Regions from separate parts of the Homo sapiens genome. Here region 2 is linked to region 1. The links are chromatin loops, found by intact Hi-C in ENCODE. Cell type or tissue: PC-9. All regions are shown on one strand.

The links. Peaks named below come from ENCODE experiments on the same cell type or tissue, not always from the same donor. Only the 100,000 strongest peaks of a DNase experiment are listed, where the experiment ranks them.
Region 2: a loop joins it to region 1, with 4 times the contacts of the local background. A loop is called at or near these places in 5 of 110 quality-filtered maps.

The regions. Positions count from the first base shown.
Region 1 is chr1:183,912,168-183,920,167 of GRCh38, forward strand. It overlaps RGL1 (ral guanine nucleotide dissociation stimulator like 1), which reads left to right. Exons shown (of 18, transcript NM_001297671.3): 15 at 1-101; 16 at 4,280-4,534. Among named protein-coding and RNA genes, the nearest start is that of RGL1, 110 kb to the left of the region's middle. RefSeq lists enhancers at 11-180, 3,878-4,067 and a silencer at 6,619-6,808. In PC-9, a CTCF peak has its summit at 3,985 (motif pointing left); a DNase peak (open chromatin) is centred at 4,034; H3K27ac peaks cover 351 bases.
Region 2 is chr1:184,660,295-184,668,294 of GRCh38, forward strand. LOC105371648 (a long non-coding RNA gene) reads left to right here and starts at 4,048. Exons shown (of 3, transcript XR_007066768.1): 1 at 4,048-4,134; 2 at 4,975-5,307. In PC-9, CTCF peaks have their summits at 3,876 (motif pointing left) and 4,085; no DNase peak of the experiment used is centred here.

The DNA.
Region 1 (8,000 bases):
GCATGGACTCTGTCAGCGTGTCATCCTGCGAGTCGAACCACTCAGAGGCTGAGGAGGGCTCCATTACTCCCATGGACACCCCTGATGAGCCTCAAAAAAAGGTATATACTCAACCCTTCTCATAATTCCTAATGCAGGCACCTACATGCTCTTTGCCACACCACAGCAAGGAATGTCTGTTTTTAAGTGGATCACTCTATAGTATTTTGAAAGTCATGTTTTGAACAGGCATCAAAAGAAGAGTTCAATTTGGGGACATACTACTAATAGAAACAGGTGTAAAAGCACTAAGCAGTTTCGTTTATTCATTTGGCCTTTGAAATATTGTTCTATACCCACCTCTTAAGGCACTGGAGTTATTTAGGGGAAGTAGGACTTCTTAGAAAGAGCAAAAAGTCAGAGATGGAGATGTGTCAGGTTCTTGGTGCCATGTTTTGTCTTAGCCAAGCATTTATCACAATAATGTTGCATTGCATGCCACTCCAAAAGTCAGTGACTTAAAACAACCACTATTTATCTCTCTTATGTATCTGCTGGTTGGCTGATCTAGGTTGGGCTTGACACTAGGCCACAGATTTGGTCCAGGTCTGTTCCACTTGCCTCTCATTATTGTTGGAGTAACGGGCTACCCAGGGCATGCCCTTAGCATGCTAAGACGGACAAGCAAGAGGGCAAGCCCACTCGCAAGCATATGTCAAGCCTTTACTTGAGTCGTATCAACCAACATTCTATTGGCTAAAGTAATCATGTGGCCACATTCCACATAAGTAAATGAAGCAGAGAAATAGGCTCCAGTTTTAGTGGGAGGAACTCTGAAATCACAGTGCAAAGGGCACAGCTGCAGGGGAAGATGAGGGATTGGTAACAAGGATACATTCTCCCATGTTGGAAAAAAGGAAACTGATGAGAGGTGATAAAAGAATTTCCGTCGAGTTTCTATTTTCTGTGACTGCATAAATAAAAATTTAAAAACCAAAATATCTTAATCTTAAGATCTTAATTAAGACCAGTCTTCTTTTTTTTTTTTTTTTTTTTTTTTTTTTGAGATGAAGTCTCACTACTCTGTTGCCCAGGCTGGAATGCAGTGGTACGATCTTGGCTCACTACAACCTCTGTCTTCTGGGTTCAGGGGATTCTCCTGCCTCAGCCTCCCGAGTAGCTGGGATTACAGGCATGTGCCACCATGCCCGCATAATTTTTGTATTTTTAGTAGAGATGGAGTTTCACCATGTTGGCCAGGTTGGTCTCACACCCCTGACCTCAGGTGATCCACCCACTTCGGCCTCCCAAAGTGCTGGGATGAGCCACCGCACCCCACCAATATCAGTGTTAATCTTCTGTACACATCTGCTTCAATCTGTTGGTTGAAGGGTTTGGATCAGAAAGTCAACTATGACATAACTAGAATTTGCACCATTTGGGGAAGGTTTCTGGCTAACCAAGCTTACTCAATAGTGACTTCTGGCTCCTTAGCTTATGGTTAGGTCAGTAAGGTAGAATGTTGGCAATGGTTTCATCCCTTGGTTTATATCTGCTGCTCTTCAAGGGGACATGTGTGTTGCTTCACATGGTGTTAAAACAACAGTGGTAATCCTGGAACCCTCAAGTGACTTTGTCATAATGTAGCCAATCCAGGAAAAGCATCATATTCAGGATTCATCAAACTGAGATGACTAATTTGCTGCTCTAGTTGGATTTCTTAGCTTTCTGCTTTGAAATCCAGGGGATACAATCATTCATGCTCTAAATATTGAAAGAAAGCCTTCGTGGACACCTACGGACTGGCCATGCTCTCAAAAGGCATTTTTCCTCAACCCGGGATGTAGTCATTCTTCGTGACTTGACATACAAATTAGCTTTGTCAAAATCTGGAATGCAGTCTCATCATTCACTTTTTCACAGCCTCTGAGGTTTTATAGGCTCCATTTCTGATGGTAGACATTGTAGGAAAGTAATAACTGAGGTATTGCCCACATTATTGTGGGATTTCTCCCTGTCTCTCCAGGAAGGAGATGGAATCACAGTCACACCTTGTGGCATAGTGGAAATGTACATTGGTCCAAATGGTACCTTTTAAAACTATGCAGAAGCCCAGTGTGCTTTCTCCTGCACATCCCTTGCTTCATCTTTTTTGTCTCATCCCTCATCAGACTGGCTTTTTAAATTCTTGCAGAAGTCATGGCTCTTTATTCTTTGGATGAACCTTTCTCAGAGTCATACATTTCTTAAACATCAGTGATTCACTTGGATGCAAGTAGCTCCTGGACTGCACAATCCCTGCATATTAGCTAGAAAGGCTCGTGATTCTCCTGCTTGGCACATAGCTGGACTGAGCTGACCTCCACACTTCCTTCCTGACCTGAGAGCCTGTGACAGCCGCCTTCTCCAAAAGTCCTCCAGACTGTCATTCTTCCTTTTCCACAGGCTGCACTGTGAGGTTGCTCTTAAGGGTGAAGTGTAATTTATTTGCATTCCTTTCTTCATTCCCCGATCATGATTTCTAAATATTGATTTTTGCACTTGCTCCTCACTTCTTAAATTCTCAATAGGAATTTGGGGGCTCATCAGGCAGTCTGTTTAGAGCTGCTATAACCCAGGCATATTCTAGGCTTTATCTTAACTATAAATGTCACTAGAATCATAGAAAAATCTAACAAAGGAAATAGAGTTTGGATAGAGGAACATGAAGGCGAAAAAATTGAATGAATAATTGGAAAATGCACCCCCTTAACTAATATATCTGCAAAGAAACTTATGCTATTAACTTATCTATCATCAGTTAGTCCTCAAATTGAGCCACTAAGTTGATTCATTTGGGAACATAAGGAAGAAAAAAACCCAAAAACCAAAACAAAAACTAAACCATATTATGATAGAGCCACAATCAGACCCCTACCCATGAGAATTGTCACATCAGCTGGCTGGCTGTAAACTAACTGTGCAATAGAACTGAATGTATAATTATGCCACAGGAGGAAATCTACAGGAAATAAGATAATAGACTCCATTTTAATCAGAAGCCTGATAACCAGAAAGCTCAACTTCTATACTGTTTCCATGGAAAGGCAGATAAATATGAAAGAAATGTTATTTATTTTATAAATGACTTCCAGAATATTTTATAGGATTAACATGGTATAATTTAGCTTAAGTCATTCCGGGAAATTCTTTATAATTTTCTACAATAATAATGGGTATTTTAAATGGTTCAATTTAATGATTTTTAAAAGTACCTCTTCCAATAACTTCTTTCTTTGGTTATTGGTATTGCATGGATGAGAAATGTGTAGTTAATCAGAAAAGCATATTAACTGTAGTACTCCATTTCTTAATTGTCCTTGATACACATCATGAAAATGTATACAGTTGGCTCTACTAGCAAATGTGGAAAGTGGTGAAGCTGCTTAAAGGCTGTATTTCCCTTGAGCAAGTCACTTTTATATTCTGAATCTTATTCTCCTCGTCTTTATAATGCTCTGCATTTTGTTCACAAGACAGTTGTGGAATTAAAATGGGATAAGATAATATGAAAGTTCATGATAAGCCTCACAGTACTAAACATACCGAGGTAGCAGCATACTATGTTGATTCATCTTATTGTCATCAGCCACAGGCTGAGCCTTGGCCATGTGCTTGCTCTGGGAACTCGACAGTGGGAATCAGGGAGCTTGGGTTCCTGTTCTAGGGGTGCTGTCAACTAGCTGTGTGGACCTGGAGCCCCAGTTTTCTCCCTGGGTCTCAGGTTCCTCAGCAGAACAGGTATGGGACTAGTTGATGTCCAAGGCCTTTCTAGCACTAATATTCAATGCAGAGCCGTATAATCTGGGGTACTTCTCTTAGAAACTTCTAAAAATACAGAACTTTCTCTCTCACTACGAAATCTGACTGCAGTAGGACTGAATCAACTGCGTTGGCAAGGCTTTCCTCCAGCCCCGTAAGCTTCTGACTTCTTTGGGAACCCATATTGCCTCCAGTTTCTGGTGTCTGCTGCCACCTGCTGGTTAACTTCTATAAGAACAGCTAAAACCTAGGGAAATAGAACTGCTTTGCCTCACGTGCTTATAGAGTGATTAGGTCACACTGAGTCACCGATAGGCATCTACCACTGATGGGGACTCAGAGTACTTACACCAGGGATGAGACACATGTGTGCTGTGGGCTGTTGTGGAGGAAATAACTGCAGTCTATCAGTCTTGATATCTACCTCTGCTTTGAAAATTGCAAAGCTGTTGGCCAGCGTTCTAATCTGTTTTCTTCTGGGGTGTGTTTACTCTTCCAGCTCTCTGAGTCCTCCTCATCCTGTTCTTCTATCCATTCCATGGACACAAATTCCTCAGGGATGTCTTCCTTAATCAACCCCCTCTCCTCCCCTCCGTCCTGCAACAACAACCCCAAAATCCACAAGCGCTCTGTCTCGGTGACGTCCATTACCTCGACTGTGCTGCCTCCTGTTTACAACCAACAGAATGAAGACACCTGCATAATCCGCATCAGTGTGGAAGACAATAACGGCAACATGTACAAGAGCATCATGGTGAGGAGCAAGCCCTGACCCAGGAGCGGGTTTCCATTTAGATTGTGTGTCTGTGTCTGTCGGCCGCTCAGACTAATAGCCCTAAATATGCACACTCAATATTAGCATATACATATATGCATTCACACAGAAGGGATGTGTGTCAGTTCCAGGTCTCCCTGGGCATAGATGCTGAATGATATATGTATATAAAATATATATACATATATATGCACACACATGGTGTATATAGGATATAATTTTCACATCTTAAAGAAATGCTAAAACTTATTCGTTTAGGTCAGTATTAGCCATTTGAAAATTCTCAATTTGGGTGACAGTGTAAATGTGCTCCAGGGAGGATGACACAACCTCACACATTTTTGGAAGCCTTCCTATGGAATTATATGTCTGGTTTTATCATTGAATTTCCACACATTCTTAGCAGTGTACTCCCCTGATGGCAGATTTTTGTCATTTAGTCATTTGGATCAAACCTAGTTAATAAAGTGGATGATCAAGCTAGAAATACAGTTTGGGTTAATGAGGAACGATGCCTATAAAATGAGACTGACCTTTTTGAGCTTCTTGTAAAATCTGTGTGTTTCTGAGGACAATTGCAAAGATATTTTTAATAATGGCAGTCTTTTGGGAATACACACAGAGCCTCTCATGGCGATAACCTTGGGTATGTGAGGTCTGGTAGGTTTATCACAAGAATATAAACTCCTTAGTTTATGGGAGATAATCATGTATTGGAAATCACTTTATCCTTTGCAGCAAAATCCCACAGCTAATTCCACATCTCTCCTCATCTTTATCACTCGCCTCTTTGAAGGCACACTCAGTGCTTACAAGCTCAGGTCTGAATATGGCATAAGTGGTATGGAGGCTCCACATAAAAGCTTTGCTAAAGCATTTATTGAGTCAACAAAATATCAAACATTTATTGCGTTCTAGTCATTAGATCAGGCTTTGGGGATAGGGAGATGAGTGAGACATTTCTGCCTTTGAGGAACTTTTAATTAGAAAGGGAGCCCACAAAGCATTATTCACAATGTGCAAAATAATAGAGCCAAGATCAGGTGGTAAAGGGCCTTGTGGCCCACACAGAGGAGTGTGTTAATCCCGCAGGCAATAGGGTCTTGTTGAAGGCTTTTAAGTAGTGATGGGATTTGCTCATTAAGAAAGTCATGGCACTGTGTTTGCTGGAGTGTCGGGGTAGACTGGAGGCGGGGAAGCAAGTTAGGAAGCTGCTATCATGTTCCATGTAGGAGAGGATAAGGGCTTGAATGACGGTCATGTGGCTGGAGATGGTGAGGATTTTTGAAAGCTTTTGATGAGGTAGAATTGTAGAATCCATTCATTTAGTTACCAACTTTTTGGTTACTGTTGTGGAGGACTAGAGGCTGTCTGGGTAGTTGGTGGGTCTGTGAGATATGAACTACCAGAGGAGGATATTCAGGGACATTTAAATCAGAGGTACCAGTATGACATCAGATGGCATTGTCTGATAGATGGTCAGAAACATGGGCTGGTGCAAGGCTGGTGCTGAGATCAAATACTGGGAGTTGTCAAACCCCACAGGGGGGACGTGGTCTCGCGAGACTGAGTGTAGGATGAGGCAGAATGCAAGTGGTAATGAGGGAGGGGCTAATAAAGGAGCACCCGAGAGGTAGAGGAAACACAGGGAAGCCAAGGTCCTCCATGTGGTTACTGCCTGCTCAGCATGGTCTGTTCACCTGGCACCTCTTACCTGCACCAATCAGAGAGAATGTCCACTGCATAACTCTACAGTGTCTCTGAATTATAGCATGGATTTGTACACCAAACAGTTATGTTTTGGGACATGCCTGGTCAGCGTGCACTCTGCTCAGTCTGGGGGGAACTGTGAGTGGTTGGACTGCACAAACCTCTACTGCCCAGGAGGAGTCACAGGTTGTGCATGCTGTCTGAGTGTTGGGAGGGTAGTGAGCAGAAGATCCCCTGCCCCCTGCTCTGAGATTCCTCCTTCCCCAGCAAATGGGCTGCCTCTGTGAGAATCACCTCTCCTGCCAACCCCTTCCTGTGGCCCTTTATATTGCACCAGGTGGTGGCACTCACCTTTCATGAAAATCCTGCCAGCGCATGTCACAGGCTTATTCTGGAGAGACGACACACTGCTCTCGTGCTCTCATTCTAATCGTTAGGCCTCTCAGGAGAAACCTTGCTCACAGGACGTACCTTTCTGAAATGTATTATGCTGTGTGCTGTTGACCAGAAGATGGAAATAAATCAGTCCAGGTTCAGGCGAGACTAGCAGTTCTCAAACTTTTTGTTCTCAGGACCCCTTTATACTCTGAAACAGCATTGAATATTCCAAAGAGCTCCAGACTATGTGGGTTGTATCTGTTGATATTTACCACATTAGATATTTAAACTGAGAAACTTTCAAAATGTTGATTAATTCATTTAAAATAACAATAATGAACACATTGCATGTTAATGTAAATTTTATTTTTTAATGAAAAATATCTATTTTTTTCCAAAAATTATTGAGTGAGAAGTGTGGCATTGTTTTCCATTTCTGAAAGTCTGTTAAAATGTGAGTGAGACTGGCTTTGTTTTGTTTTGTTTTTGTTTTTACTGTGAGTACAGGGTACTGAAGAATACAGTGACAGCTAGTAGATTTGTAGTTAGAAACCACTGGACCGATTTGTGCTGTTGTGCCAGCAATTCCATCCACCATAGCTTCTGCAATACCTATGCAAATGTCAACACAAAGAAAAGACAAACAGCATCTTAGTATTATCATGAAAATAATTTTGATCTCATGGATCCCCTCACAGATTTCAGGGACCCCACGGGCCATAGATTGCACACTGAGAACTGGTGGCCTAGAGAACTTGCTTTGCAAGAGCAACTAATGTCCCTGGAATCCAAGGCCCTTCCATAGAAGAAGAGACAGCAATTAGCCCTTGTAAAATTACCTCCTCAGTGACCATGGAAAAATGTCTTCTACCACTGAACCCATCACTCTTTCGAAATGATCTTTCTCTCCATTGTGTCAATCACAGAGTCAGTCTCCCAAGATCCCTTACACAGGGAATGCAGTATTTCTGTCACAGGAAAGTCAATGAGGGCGACACCAAAGCATCGTTCAGTACCGCGCATTCAGTACAGCAGCCACTGGCCACGGGTGGCGATGGAGCATTTGAAATGGGAATACTCCAAATTGAGATGAGCTGAGGGTAAAATATATACCAGATTTTGAACACTTAGTACAAAAAAGTAAAATACTGCATTAACAATTTTTGTATTGATTATATATGCTGATGTAATATTTGGGGTGTTCAAGTTAAATATCACCTTTCAAAAACTTTTTTTTTTTTTGAGGCAGAGTCTTGCACTGTTGCCTGGGCTGGATTGCAATGGCACGATCTCAGCTCACTGCAACCTCTGCCTCCCTGGTTCAAGCGGTTCTCCTGCCTCAGCCTCCTGAGTAGCT
Region 2 (8,000 bases), 750 kb after region 1:
TGTCTGCTTGTGCCAGAGCTCAGATTTCTGTAGACTGGGTTATGTTTTCTTCTGACTGGAGATTTCATGTTTGTTTTATGGTGAGGAGGGAGGGAAAGAGAAAAATAGGAGAAATGTTTTCCTTTTCTGAATGATTTAGAATGCACCCTATATCAAACGCATGAGGATTTTTAAAGCATAATTTGCAAGATGTAGAGAGCTGGAAAGAAGTGCTACAGGACCAAATCCCATGTATGACACAGTAAGAAAGAAATGGACTGGCCTAGGGCAGCTCTGCCTAAACCATTTTGTAAGATTAAGCCACCCAGAATCTGCTGAAGAGAAACCAGCTTGAGGTGGCTGTCCCACCCACTCCCCACCTGTGTGTGTAAAATGGCATTCCCCAAGAAAGAGGCAGTCATTCCCCCTTTGAAAAAATGCTGAGAAAGGGTAGATCCTAACACAAGAAATGGAGCCTGGGAAGCCAGGCCCTGAGTTGGGCTGAGGCAGAGAGCATTTTCTTCTCTCCTGACCTTGGGCAGTTGGGTCTGGACAGGAAGTCATGATGCAGGGGTGGGCAGGCCCAGCCAGTGGAGCCTGGCCCCAAAACCCTCTGCAGAGGCCAAGGATAGGCCCACCTGGACCTGTGAGCCCTGACAGTGGCCACCTCTAACATTAATTATGACCTATTCTCTACTGTGTCCTACTTCCTTTTTGATGTCCCCAGCCCTTCAGAAAATTCCTCTAAAGAGCACCAATACTGAGGGTAGTGAAGGAGGCTGCTCCCTCACTGTGGAGGAAGAAGAAAGCTGTGTCTTCTCTGCCACGCCACCTCCCCAAAAGCAGATCACTGTGGGAGTGTAGTTAGTCCCCCGCCTCTATCTCTCCAGGGTCTGCCTCAGTTGCAGGCAGTCTCCTTGCCCCTGACATTCCCTTCCTGGGCAGCTCTCATATGGAGACTGAGCAAAGCAGCTTATTAAAATCCTGGCCCAGGTGGCACAGAACATTTGAAGGGCAATGGTCTCTCCGGAGATTCTTCACCTGGTTGCCGGAAGCTTTATTGGGTCTGCATTGAAGCTGTCTTCCCAGGCCCTATTCTCTTTCTTTTCTTCCTTTCCAAGGTGTTGATCTCTAAAACACCATGAAGTCCTCTTGAAGAACGCTGTCCTTGCTTCTGCCTTTGGAAAACCCAAACTGCAAGGGCAAAGGGCACAGAAGCAGTGGTGTGCTGACAGAACAGAGAAGTGGCAGAAGAAGACTATAGCCTGCACCTGAGCTCCTGGAGGTGGGGGTGGGGAATCTCAGAAGTAATTGACAGGGTCAGATGAAGAAGACAGACCAGTGATCTGTGAACCCTTGTAGCGCACGGACCCTCTGACTCTGATCCTTGCCACCTGCCTTCTATGGCAAAAGAGACTGCTGTGTTTGTTCATCGATCAAACTCCTTCCCACAAGTTTCTCTTGGCCAAGAATGTCTCTTCAGCCCTGAGTTTCCCATTTACTAATAGGTCTTTGTCACTCCAAGTGACAAGGCTTCCCATCTCCTGCAGTCTTATCCTCTAATCCAGTTATTTCTGTTTTTGGAGCATAAACAATAACTCCCCAGGTTTACCCTTTTAGCTTCCCCAACGCTTATGCTTCCCTATTCTTTCCTCCAGTTAGAGCAAGAGCAATCAGACCAAGATTTCAGCTCATGTTTATCACACACCATCTCAACAAAATCTACTAATGCTTTACAAGCCCTCACAAGCATTTCCTGCAGGCTCCACCACTTTGAGAAAAAGCAAAGCTTTTGAATTATCCCTGCTAGTGGTGTGCTGGTAAAATCAGCTCTCTGAAAAGTACATACATACATAGAGAACAATATAGCATTTGCTGATTTCCAATTTTGGTGGTGTAAATGCTCATACCATAACAGATTTCAAGCTACCAGTGAAATTTCACAGGCTTTTACAACCAGCTTGTAAAGTTCCTGAGTATTTAACATTGGCTTTTGATATCCTGTAGGAGCTGGCTTCAGCAGCCACTGGCAGGGCTATCCTCCAATTCTCCAGGTCACCCCCAACCAGCACCCATCTTATTCTCTTAGCAATGTCCTTGACTAACATAATTTTGTCATGACAGCATTCACCATGGCCCACACTGTCTTAGAGACACATTGCCTATCTGATCTCATTTAATCCTCACAAAATCAACCATCTTTATCTCCATTTCACATATCATGGTTACTACTGGAGGCTTATCACCTTTCATCAGACCTGCACTACACATAAAACATAACACACTGCATTGTTGGGCAAAGCAGTGCAGCCCTCTTACAAGTATTTTTTTAACACAATAAAGTTCTTTCAAGTGTAAATTTATTTTTCCATGACAAAAATAATGAACCACTTTGCAAAGAAAATTGGAAGGCAACCATTAATTCTTAAATGTGTTAAGATTATTTGATGTCATGGTAAAATGTTTATGAAATATTACATTTTAAAAGTGTAGTATAGTAACCTACAATGTGATACCAATTCTGTAAAACAGTAAATGTATTAATGAAACACTCTAAGTAAAGGAAAAGTGAGTAGTTATCGCTCTTTTTTAGTATGTTTTAATTGATATATCATGGTTATATATATTTTTGGGGTACATGTGATATTTTGATACATGTATACAACATGTAATGATCAAGTCAGGGTAATTGGGATGTCTGTCACCTCAAACATTTATCTTTTTTTGTGTCATGAACATTATAATTCTTTCCTTGTAGTTGTTTTAAAATATACAATAAATTATTATTCATTATAATTTTTTAATTAAATATTTTTAAAATTTTTATTATTTTTATTTTTTTTAGAGACAGGATCTTGCTGGTCACCCAGACTGGAGTGCAATGGTGCAATCATAGTTCACTGCAGCCTCGAACTCTTGGGCTCAAGCAGTCCTCCTACCTCAGCCTCCAGAGTTGTTATCTATAATTTTGAACAGTAGTTATCTGTAACAGTGAGAAGCAAAGGTTTTCCTCATTTCCTCTTTTACAGTTTCTGTATTTTCCATAATTGATACATCATCACATATTACAATTATGATGAGAAAACATGATACATATTTTTATTTGGAAAATACATAAATAAAAACAAAATCTATGACCTCACCGTTCAGACTCAACATCTCTTCCATTTTGATGTCATGCGATGTTTCTGACGGAGGTTTAATTGAAATGAAACAGCATCAATAAGCATGGGCTCCACAGTCTTCCCACATCGCTCTGAGTGCCCGGGGAGGGACTGGGGACTCCCCCCACACATTAACCCACGAGGACCTCTCACATGGACCTTTTTACATTCTCTCTAATCTTTCCCAAAGCCTTGCAAGGTGGGAGTAATATTATTATTCCCATTTCAGAGATGACAAAACTAAGAAACTCGTCCTCTGTGAGTTTCTGTGCTATTAGGCTGTGTCTCATGTCCCCGTACAAAGTATCTTTGTATGGGAGGCCTAATGGTTAAGAGCATGGACTTCTGTCCGACAGAATTCATTAAGTTCCAGGCCAGACACACTGCCGCTCTCTGGGAATGTGTCCATGGGCTAGGGGTGGCACTGAGCTTCCATTCCATTTCTTATAAAATAATGACGACAAGATCGTTTTCCTTAAAGGGTGGCTGTGAGCCTTCAATTACACAGTGATGAAAAGACCTTAGCACAGTGCTGGGCAACGGCTAGCTACTTCAGAGGCACAGCTGAGACTTGCACAGAGGTACCTGGCTGCAAAGTCCGGCTCCTCTACACTCTGCAGAGCTGTTTTCCCCCTTCAGAGCTCCTCTCCTCCGGGAGGGCTTGCCTCGCCCCGGTCCAGGATCTCTGCCTTCGGTTGAAGCGCAGCGCCCCCAGCCGTCCGCAGGAGGGATCGACGCCTCTGTCTCCCCGAAGTGAGGGCGCTCGCTGCGGAGCTGGGGGTGGTCTCCTCTTCCCCCCATCGCGGCCCAGCAACCTGGGGGTCCGCGTGACTTCTCCCTGGCCGGGGGATGGAGGATGCGCTCTCCTCTGTCCCTTCAAGGCCTCTTCCTCGTCCCAGGTCGAGTCTCCTCCTTGCTGACCAGGCATCGCGAGCAGATGAATCCTCTGGGCGGTTGTCCCTGTCAGGCTGTCAGGACCTGATTTTCCCTGGTAAGCCTTCGTCAGGCAGGTGGCCTCGCCCAGGCCTCGGAAAATGTCAGGGCGCAAGCTGGGCACACGGCCCTCCCGCTGGCGAGCAGGCAGCGCGCGCGTTCTTTAGGATTTGGAACAGCCCTGCCAATTAGCTTGTACTCTGCCCACATGCGCAGGACTAAAAAGGAAGCAGGCCAGGCCCGAGCAAAATTAGACAATGGGCTCCCAGAACACCAAGGGCGAAGGCGGCCCGAGCACCTGCTGTTCTCGCCCCTCAGGGCTGAAATTGGGCATGGAGTTGGCGAGGGAGGCCTGGCAGGGAGGGAGGGGGTCTAGCTGTGCGTTTGCTACAGGGCCTTCTTCCTCCACGTTCCAGATGGGACTCAACGCGGGCTGCCCAGAGGAGGGGATGGGGAAGGGCCAAGCCCTGCGACTGGATTCTTTCCGGGCCACAGAGGGCGGGTGCTTACAGCTGGGGTCAGGCACACTTCCGTTCTGCCTGGAGGACAGGACAGGGTGGTGGCTTCTCCAGATCCAGTGCTGGCCGCTCAGAGCCCATGTGTGGAAGACAGTCTGGTGCAGGGGTTGAGGATGAAGACTTTTGGAGAGAGGCGCATGCGGGTTCTTGTCCCACGTTCCTTATTGACCCACTCTGCAACCTCGGTTACTTGAGAAAAGTTAAGATTCCTTTCTCCAAAAAGCAGAGACAATACAAATTTCTAACTTGTAAGGTACCCTGTGAGAATAAGAGGAAATGAAATGTGGAATCCATATAGTATCTGCTTATAGAGTTACTGAGTTCTATTTTGGGATGAAGAAAAATGTAAACCTTACAACGGGAATATTTTTATCTTTGAGGTTCACTAAAGCACCAGAAGGTATGAAGGCGGAGAGAGGAAACAGGGCAATGGAATGAACACTTCTCAAGAATCTCTCAGGTGCCACGGACTGAGCCAGGTGCCTTCCATGTGTTATCTCATTTTACAGGGCAGGTAACATTTCTGAAAGGTCAGGCAGCTAAAAAGCAGACAGCTTTCTGGCACATTAGAGAAACAAAAGAAATGTTGGAGACTGGAATGCCTGCTGTGTCAAGGCACCTAATTAGAAAACAACGTCAGAGTGAATTTGTCGTGCGAGTCTCCAGCTCTGCCAGAAGAACTAAAAGAAATGTGTCACCAGAGGAATCACAAAGTAAAGTCTATTATTGTTCTGGGGATTCTGGGGATTCGATGCACAAATCAGAGGTCTGACAGGGGATGGGGCATGTGTTACGTCTTAGTAATGTGCTAAATGGTAGTGCTTCCAGATTCCCCACAGAATCCTACTGCAGTCAGAGATCTTGATGTCGGTTGAACTTATCTATTTATAACGAGGAAACATTAAGGTAACTCAAACCAACAAAATAAAACAGGTTGACAGTGACTAAGCAACAACAGAGTGCTAGATTTATGTAGAGATTCTTTCTTTCAAGTTGCTGAGACATTTCACAAAGGAGAACCGTAGATTATCATCAACTTCCATTTGGGGACTTAGAAATCCACCAAAGACAAAGACAATGTTGGTATCATTCCTTCCAGCTCTTGGCTGAAACTGTTCTTTCCTATGTCACCAGTGAACTTCTACTGGCCAACGCCCAAAGAATACTTTCTCAGTTTTAGTTTAGAGACCTCTCTATTCCACTTGCATGGTTAGACACTAACTGCTGGAAACTTCCAATCTGAAACACTCCCTGGGAAATGTCTTATTTGCAAATTTTACAGCTAAAATCCCTCCTCCATAGACAATCTATTAATAAACAGTACCTGCAAATGGGGGACTCTCTGGGGGAAATTTTTTCACTGCAATTGGTGTCAGCATTATATTATAATTAATCCATCTTTATCTAAGATAAAGTTGTAGGTTCAGATAAATAATGTCCCTCTCCCTTTAACACTTGTTATACTTGTGCTAGGCCTATTTGTGGCCACACCTGGGATTGAGTGGTTGAGATGAGATGCAAAAGAGATTATCTAAACTTCTGGGTGATTTTTTGCTGAATGAATGTCTTTTAAAGCACCATTTCTGATCCCATTTGGCTTCTCTCTAGCCTCTATCGATTAATTGTTGATTTAAATTGGAAGAGAGGCTATATGGAGTCTAGAACTTTACTTAGTTCATTGTTATTTCCCCAGGACCTCGAAAAGTGCCTGGGATATAACTCACAAATATGTGTCGAATGAATGAGTAGTTCTATCTGTTTCATGTCTGGGTCAATGTAGGCTGTATCCACATGTTCCTGGTAGGGGAAGTAATAGTAACAAAGATTTTGGCTAAGCTTCAGAGGCCATGAATTAATAGATTTTGGAAGAGGTCACTTTAGGATTTATCAGCTTCAAATCTTATATAAACTTCTTACTGGATCCAAAAGACTCCACTATTTATGGGAGACTCATGGTTTGGCCATTACAATGGTGAATGAGGTAAGGTTTTGGGACATACGTAACCAGGCCTGAATTGGTTGAATATGAACTTGAAAGTTCAAATTCAGACTAACATCTTTCTTTTGTCAGCTCTTCAATCTCAGCACTTGTCAACTTAAATAACAAACAGAAGAGGGGCTCTCTAAAATAAAAATGATATGTACTCAGGAGTAAGGCATTGCAATGGAAATATGTGTGCCATAGTAAACTATGTGCATACTAAGAGAGGTAAAGAAAGACAAAAATTTTTAAAGGAAAAATGAGATGGATTACATAATTGTTTGGAGATAATTATCCTTGCTACAAAGATCAATAGAAAGGGTGATGCCAGTACAAGGTTGGACAAGCAATTACTGGGCAGATGTCTTTACAGAAGTATTTGTGTGTGTGTGTGTGTGTGTGTGTGTGTGTGTGTGTATAAGATTGTGTGGCCTTCATGCAAGGTTGTGGTTTTTACAGTCTTTTGTGATATTTTTTGTTATCAGGTACACAAGCAAGCGAACCCACTCTTCATAGCCTTCCCCAACCCTATTTGTCAAGTGTTTTTTTTTCTTTAATACTAGTGAAATAAGATAGAAAGGAACAAGTCTCATACCTGATGTATGGGCCAAACAAGAAATCCATCATGCTGCCTAATGTCATGACCAGAGATGTTCAGACTGCAAACCAGGAGAGTTGATGTTTTCATGCTTTTCTTAAGACATCGAAAGACTCCACATCATGAGACTCTTACCCCTTTTAATGCCTACTTTTTCACTTGGCAAGATAATAATGTAATTGAAATTTCATAATCAGTAGCTCCTGCTGGAAACTTGACTAAGAGATCCTTTAATATCCATTGGTTAAATAGGAAAACAGGCCACATGGTAATAACAGCTCTCACTTAATTCTCTCTCATCATTTGATGTCTTCAATTGTTTATCTTTAAGCCTCAGTGTATGGCTCAATACCATTATTTAAACTGGGATTTTCATACTACTATTATTTTTACTTTGTTGCTGCCGTTGGTTGTTGTTGTCTGAGACAGGGTCTCACACGGTCACCCAGGCTGGAGTGCAGTGGCACCATGGGTCATGGCTCACTGAAGCCTTGATATTTTTACTTTGTATTTTCCCTTTTTAAACTTTGTATCTGCAAGCCCTGTGGTCCCAGCTACTCCAGGGGCTGAGGTGGGAGGACTGCTTGAGCCTGGGAGGCAGAAGTTGCAGTGACCCCGGATCACACTACTACTGTACTCCAACCTGGGTGACAGAGACCCCATCTCAAAACCAAACAAAAACTTTGTATCTATTACTTATTAAAATTTTTGCAGAAACACAACCCTAATAGGATAATACTAGCCCAGCACTTTGAGATGATAACAAAAGACTATGGAACAGACAAAATTGAACTTAATAATAGACTCTAGGTAGAATTAGCATGAGA